Regions from separate parts of the Homo sapiens genome. Here region 2 is linked to region 1. Evidence: chromatin contacts called from ENCODE Hi-C or POLR2A ChIA-PET data. All regions are on one chromosome and are shown on one strand. Each heading gives the region's core, a stretch centred on a gene start or an enhancer-like site at or near the end of the contact. The rest is flanking DNA. Distances are from core to core; before and after follow the strand shown.

The links. A loop is a pair of places that touch in the nucleus more often than their neighbours do. ChIA-PET counts read pairs that join two places held with the same protein, here RNA polymerase II (POLR2A). Pooled maps may share reads with other maps.
Region 2: a loop to region 1 is called in a pooled map, with 2.4 times the contacts of the local background. The contact joins two enhancer-like sites. A Hi-C loop is called at or near these places in 1 of 37 single-sample maps with no recorded cell type and 2 of 50 pooled maps. POLR2A ChIA-PET finds 5 or more read pairs at or near these places in 1 of 52 experiments (WTC11).

The regions. Positions count from the first base shown.
Region 1 is chr10:71,693,000-71,695,844 of GRCh38, reverse strand. CDH23 (cadherin related 23) reads right to left here. Exons shown (of 70, transcript NM_022124.6): 21 at 1,586-1,698; 22 at 320-427. Among named protein-coding and RNA genes, the nearest start is that of C10orf105, 25 kb to the left of the region's middle. RefSeq lists an enhancer at 1,723-1,792. Within about 2 kb of position 1,549, at least 17 of the 41 ENCODE cell types and tissues checked have a DNase peak (open chromatin) inside an H3K27ac peak, as active enhancers do.
Region 2 is chr10:71,546,535-71,549,234 of GRCh38, reverse strand. The region is part of intron 6 of CDH23 (cadherin related 23); the gene reads right to left. Among named protein-coding and RNA genes, the nearest start is that of CDH23-AS1, 36 kb to the right of the region's middle. RefSeq lists a silencer at 1,496-1,690. Within about 2 kb of position 1,299, at least 6 of the 41 ENCODE cell types and tissues checked have a DNase peak (open chromatin) inside an H3K27ac peak, as active enhancers do.

The sequences.
Region 1 (2,845 bases), core at 300-2,799:
AGTCCTGGGCTCTAAGGGCACGTGTGGCTCACAAGCGGAACCGGCCAGAGCTCCCCTGCCACTGTCCCTGGGCTGCCTGAAGCTCCCTTTGACAAAGCCTGAGGCCTACTGACACTGGAGGCCGGATGAGGGCTTTCCCTTGACCTCTGACTGCCTTTCACCATGCAGGAGAACCGCTAGAACTCTATTGCAAGAGCCAGCTCAGAGGGACACAGAGTCCACCAGCCCCATAGGGGAAGGCCCCCTGGAATCGCAGTGGGAGGGGCACAGACCCCTGGGAAGGGCCGCCTGGCAGTTCTGCTGCTCTGCCACCACCTACCGTGGTCACATCAGAGTCTGGAGGGGTCATCTCCACCAGGTTGATGTAGTAGGGTGCGTCCTTCCACGTGGGGTGGTTGTCATTGATGTCCAGGAGGGTGATGTTTACCTGTGAAGCCATAAGGGGCGCTGGGAGACACACCCAGCTGAGATGGGCCAGGGCAGGGCCTGCCAGGGGAAAAGTGCTCAGATGCCCACGGGCAATCTTCGCATTAATTCTGCCAGCTCCACCAACCTTGGGAGCCTTGGGCAGAGCCTGGGCTTTCGAGGGCAGGAAGGAGCCAGGCCGCTTCAGGAGAGAGAGTTCCAGTGTTGTCCCATCAGGAGGCAGTGGAATGGATGTGATAAGCCCTGAAATCCTTGCTGTGACCTGGGGCTTCCCCCATCCCTGCCTCCAGTCTTGGCTGAAGGTGACTGACAGGGTGGGGGATCTAATAGAATCCCTTGAGCCTCCCCGTCTCAGCTACAAGCCAAGCAATTTCCCTGCTCACCTGCCACCAGGTACATTATTTATAGGGCTCTGATTCCTATTAGTAGGAGCCTCCCTTGACAGAGTAGGGCACTGGGGATTTTTCCATCAAATCCCTGGCCACGCGATACCGTCTCCAGCCTCTCTGGCTGGGTAAGGATGGGGTGGCTGCTGCAGACTGGGTGAGGGCCACAGTTTTGAGGGTGAGCCAAAGAAACCGAATGGGGAACAAAGAGGGGAGGTGGCTGGAGTGACTGTCAGCTGGTCCTCCCGCTTCCTCTCCCACAGAGGGCTTCTCACTTCCCCTTTCACTTCTGCAGCCGAGAGCTCATTCGAGGCCCCCACGTTTCGTTCCTCTAGCTTTCTACTCTCTGGGGCACATTAGATGGGGGAGAACAAGCCCCCAGGGACCCTCCAGGGCCCTGCTTCCTGCTCTGAGCTGCTCTTCCTCGCAGGAATGCCTGCTTCTGCTTTGTTGACAGGCACCAAGGCAAGGAGGGGCCTATGGGGCTCATGCCTTCTGCCACCTGCCCTCCTGGATTTTTAGGGGCAGGAGAGAAAGTATTTCATTTTGCTCCTCCCAAGTGCCCCTACATTCCTGGTGGTGATGCCTTTCTTCCCCACAGCTGTGGTGGCCCCGGGGGCTGACCTCTGCTGCTGATGGGTTCATTTTCGCCCCCTTGCTCATTCTCACAAAGCCTCACACTGGCTCAGGACACGGGGGTCCAGAGGTACAAGCAGGGAGCAGCAGCCTGGCCGGCGAGGGGGAGCTGGGGCACGGGAGGGGAGCGCACTCACGGTGGCGATGCCAGTTTTCTGGTTGTGGCCCACACCCCCGTCCACTGCGCGAACGATGAGGATGTATTCAGACTTGGTCTCTCGGTCAAGCAGAGACGTGGTGGTGATTTCCCCTGCCAGAGAGAGAAGTGGGTGCGTGAGAGGGTTTGGGTGGGCCAGGGAGAGAGGGAGGGAAGAAGAGAGAGAGCGAGGGAAGGAGAGAGGGTGAGAACTTGCACGAGAAATGTTAGCAAGCTACCATGATCTGGCGGCCTGGATGTGTTCCTGAGCTGGTGCTCACAGTGGGAGACGGGAGAGCTCCTGTGCCTTGGGAGCTGGTTCCCCAGGGCTGGGCAACATAACCCCATGAGGAGGAAATATTTGCAGATGTGGGAAAATCTAGGCTGATTCTCGGGGTTAGGGGCTGGAGAACAGGGCAGGAGGGCCATTAGGCCTTAAGCTCAGTCACAGATCACCTCTTGTTTAGACTTTTGACATTATCTTACTGGCTTTCTCACCTGGAGCTAGTTACTTCAATCCTCTGTGCCTCAGTTTCCTCATAGGGTCCAAAGGGAACCATAATAGGAACTACCTCATAGGGCTATTGTGGGGTTAATTTAATTAAGATCATGGAAATCTTAGAACAGTGCCAGGCACTGTTTATTTATACAGTCACAGAAATACAATGACAGGAAATAAAAACACCGGGTGTTCACATGCGTCTAACTTGTGACTCATTACTGGACAGTTCAACCTATCCAACCTTATCGTGCATTGATAATTAATAGTTATAAAATAATTTCCTAATTACATTGTGAAGAGCATAATTACATTGCCTCGAGTTGTTTTAGTGTGCTAAATCTGAACAATTAAACAACATTTCTTGTTCGCCTGTATTTGGTCTTTCTTTGTATTTTGGTGTAACTGAAATGCAAACATCACCCTGATAGTGGCGTGCTGGTAAATGTTTGACAACTGGCTCCCCAAAATAAAAAAAAAAAAAGGCATTTGCCAATTTCCTTGGTGTAAATAGCCCCACCAGGGCCCATTTTAAGCTACCAACTTGGTGGTATTGAATATGGAGTTCACAATTGAGTGCCTCGCTAGCTCTTGGGAGCAGGGTGAGCCAGTCCCAGCAGACTTCAGCAATCACAGCAGCCAGGCCATTTACTATCTTGCATCAGCCATGGGAGAGCACCCACGTGGTGAAGATGTGAGATGTGGATTTGAATTCTGATTATGGCCCTTCCCAGACGCTTGGCCTTGGAGAATTTTAATTCT
Region 2 (2,700 bases), core at 50-2,549, 150 kb after region 1:
TGGGACAAACTCTGTGGGCCCTGCCCAGTGACCTGCCCTCTGCTCTGGCCCAAGGAGCCCCAGCTCTTGGAGGTGAATGCCTTTTAGCTGTTGGCTGCTGTTTCAGGGGTCAGATCCTGGCTGATCAGTAGTGGGCCATATCCACATTTGGGTGTCTGGGGGCTCTGGCCCCTCCCCTGCTTACGCTCTGCCTCATTCACAATGGTGCTGAATGAACCAATTAATCACCTAACACTGTTAACTGTACTAATTACGCTTGCTCTTGAAACTTGTGGAACAATTATTTACTGTCTCTGTCTCATGAGCTATCGGTTATGGTGATTGCAGGCAGGAAGTCATTTCTCTTGAACCAAGATAGAGGCCTAGTCAGGCTCAGAGCTGGTTTTTCAAGAACTCTCTGGAAGGCTTTGCCTAAGTATGGCAAAGCCAGTGGCTTCTTCATGGGGACAGGCTTTGCAGTCTAATAAAGGAGGCAGCTCAACACTGATCTTAAATGAAGTCTTTATTATACCAAAGTTGTTCCCCTAAAAGATAAAATGACAACCACTAAGTACTACCCTGAGGACTGTACTACTTCCTTTTTCCCTCTGTCTCTGTGTGTACACAGTGCCCCCCTTGGCAAGGTTTGGCATCACACACCCAGAGACCTGCAGGGAGGCTGCACATGCACATGGGACTGTGTTTTCCTCCTGGTTCCCCAAGTTGGGGCTCTACATTACCTCTTCCCAGCCCACCTCTGATGTTGCTTCTCCTGTCCCCTAATCCCTTCCACTTGGAGGAGAGCTGGTGCCTCTGACCAAGATCTACATGAAGATAAAGAAGACGTATTCGGTGGAGGCAGCTGTCAGGCTCTGTGCACCCCTCCTGGACCTCGAGATATTCCTGTACTCTGAGGCCACTGGATTAGGAGCTCAAGTCCATATGCCATCACCCCCCTCCACCACGCACACACATACACAAAGACACTCTCCCCTCTCTGTCTCCACCCCGCATGACTGCGTGTGATGTGGCAAACACGTATTTACTCAGGCGTGCAGCAGGCCCCCGCAGGCTGTGGCCCTGTCCCCTGGGCTCCCTCCCCAATCCCAGCCCTCCCGCTGCCCCAGTGCTCATTTCTGAACGTCAGGGCAAAAAGCACTTAGAGCCAACTGCTGAGCCCAAATCTATTCCGGTGCAGAGAAATGCATTCCGTCACCACGCAGCTGACAGGCTCCAGGCAGGCTGGAGGAGCAGCGGCCAGCCTCCGACTGACCCTACCCCACGGGGCCTCTCTTCCGGCTCCTGTTCCCGGCTGGAGTCAAGCACGCCAAGTGGCTGCTTAGCCCTGGCCACAGCAGTTGAGACACTCCCATCTCCATGGAGGCCTCTCTGGGTCCCAAACAAGCCACCGTCCACTTGATGCCTCTGCAGGAGTCTCAAAGACGGCATAGATTCAGCACGCCTAAGAACAAACTCTGGAAACTGTGTCCCCGGCTCCATGAATGTCAATACATTCCCTCTGCACCCACCACTGAGCCAGAAACCAGACTCTTCCTTGCAATTCTGCCTCCAGGAGCAGTTTGCTCCTGTCCCTCCCACCCACCACCACCCCTGCGGGGACCGGCTCACTGGGCTCCACAGCCTCTCTGGCCCTGCAATGTGGACTCCCCCGTGGCGCTATGAATGCCCTGAAATACATATCTGGGCGTGTCGCCACAACCCTATTCCAGTCCTCCAGTAACTCCACAGTGGCTTCCTGTTGACCTCCAGATAAACACCACAGAAGCCCTTCCACACCTGCGCTGCCTGGCCTGCCTGGTTGCCCTTCTCGGCTTCACTGACTCCTCGCCTCCCTCCAGCCCTCTGGCCTTGCACTTCCTCAGATGAACTGGGTGTTGCGCTGCCTCCAGCCGCTGCCTGTGCCATCCGTCTGCTAGAATCCTTTCCTCATCTTCACCCCCAACTCTTGCCTATTCAGCCTTCACATCTCACCCAGGCCTGTTTCCTCCAGAGGCTTCTCTGACCCCCAGTCTGGATCGGGTCCTTGGCTGTATTTGCTCAGAGTTACCTGGCTATTCTCTGGGTCTCCAATCCCACTGACATTAGGTGACTCTCTGGTCACCATCTGACTCCCCACTAGACTGTAAGCTCCTTGGGGTGGGTCCATGCCCAAGTCTGCTCTCCACTGTGTCCCCAGGGCCCGGCCCAGTGCCCTGTATTAAACAGGTACTGAAAAACATCACTGTTGAATGAATGACACCCTGGCCACCCGTCTCTTGACCTGCCCCTCATCTGCCTATTTAATGAGATGGCTGGGAAATACCAGCTCTGAAGTCTCTCCCTCTCATTCATTCAACAAATATTCACCGAGCACTGTGTCCTAGCCCCTGCTGGGAAGTGGAGGCACACTGACAGGCACCTAGAGAGTCTGAAGGCATCTGTGAAGGCAGAGTGCCCATCTTCATGTCAGGAGGTGTGACAGGAAGGGCGATGCACCTGTGTCCTAGTTCCCAGCTCCTCCACTGCCTGAATCTGGTACCTGTGGATCTTTGCTCATGCTGTTCTGTCTGTCTGGAACATTCTTCCCCATTCATTCATTCCACTAATAATGACCGTGCACCTACTATATATCAGGCATGTTCTGTGTTCTAGGTGCAGTGGACACGCAGGCCAACTCCTATGCATGTTTCAGTCCCAACTTGTTTATCACCTCCTCTGGAA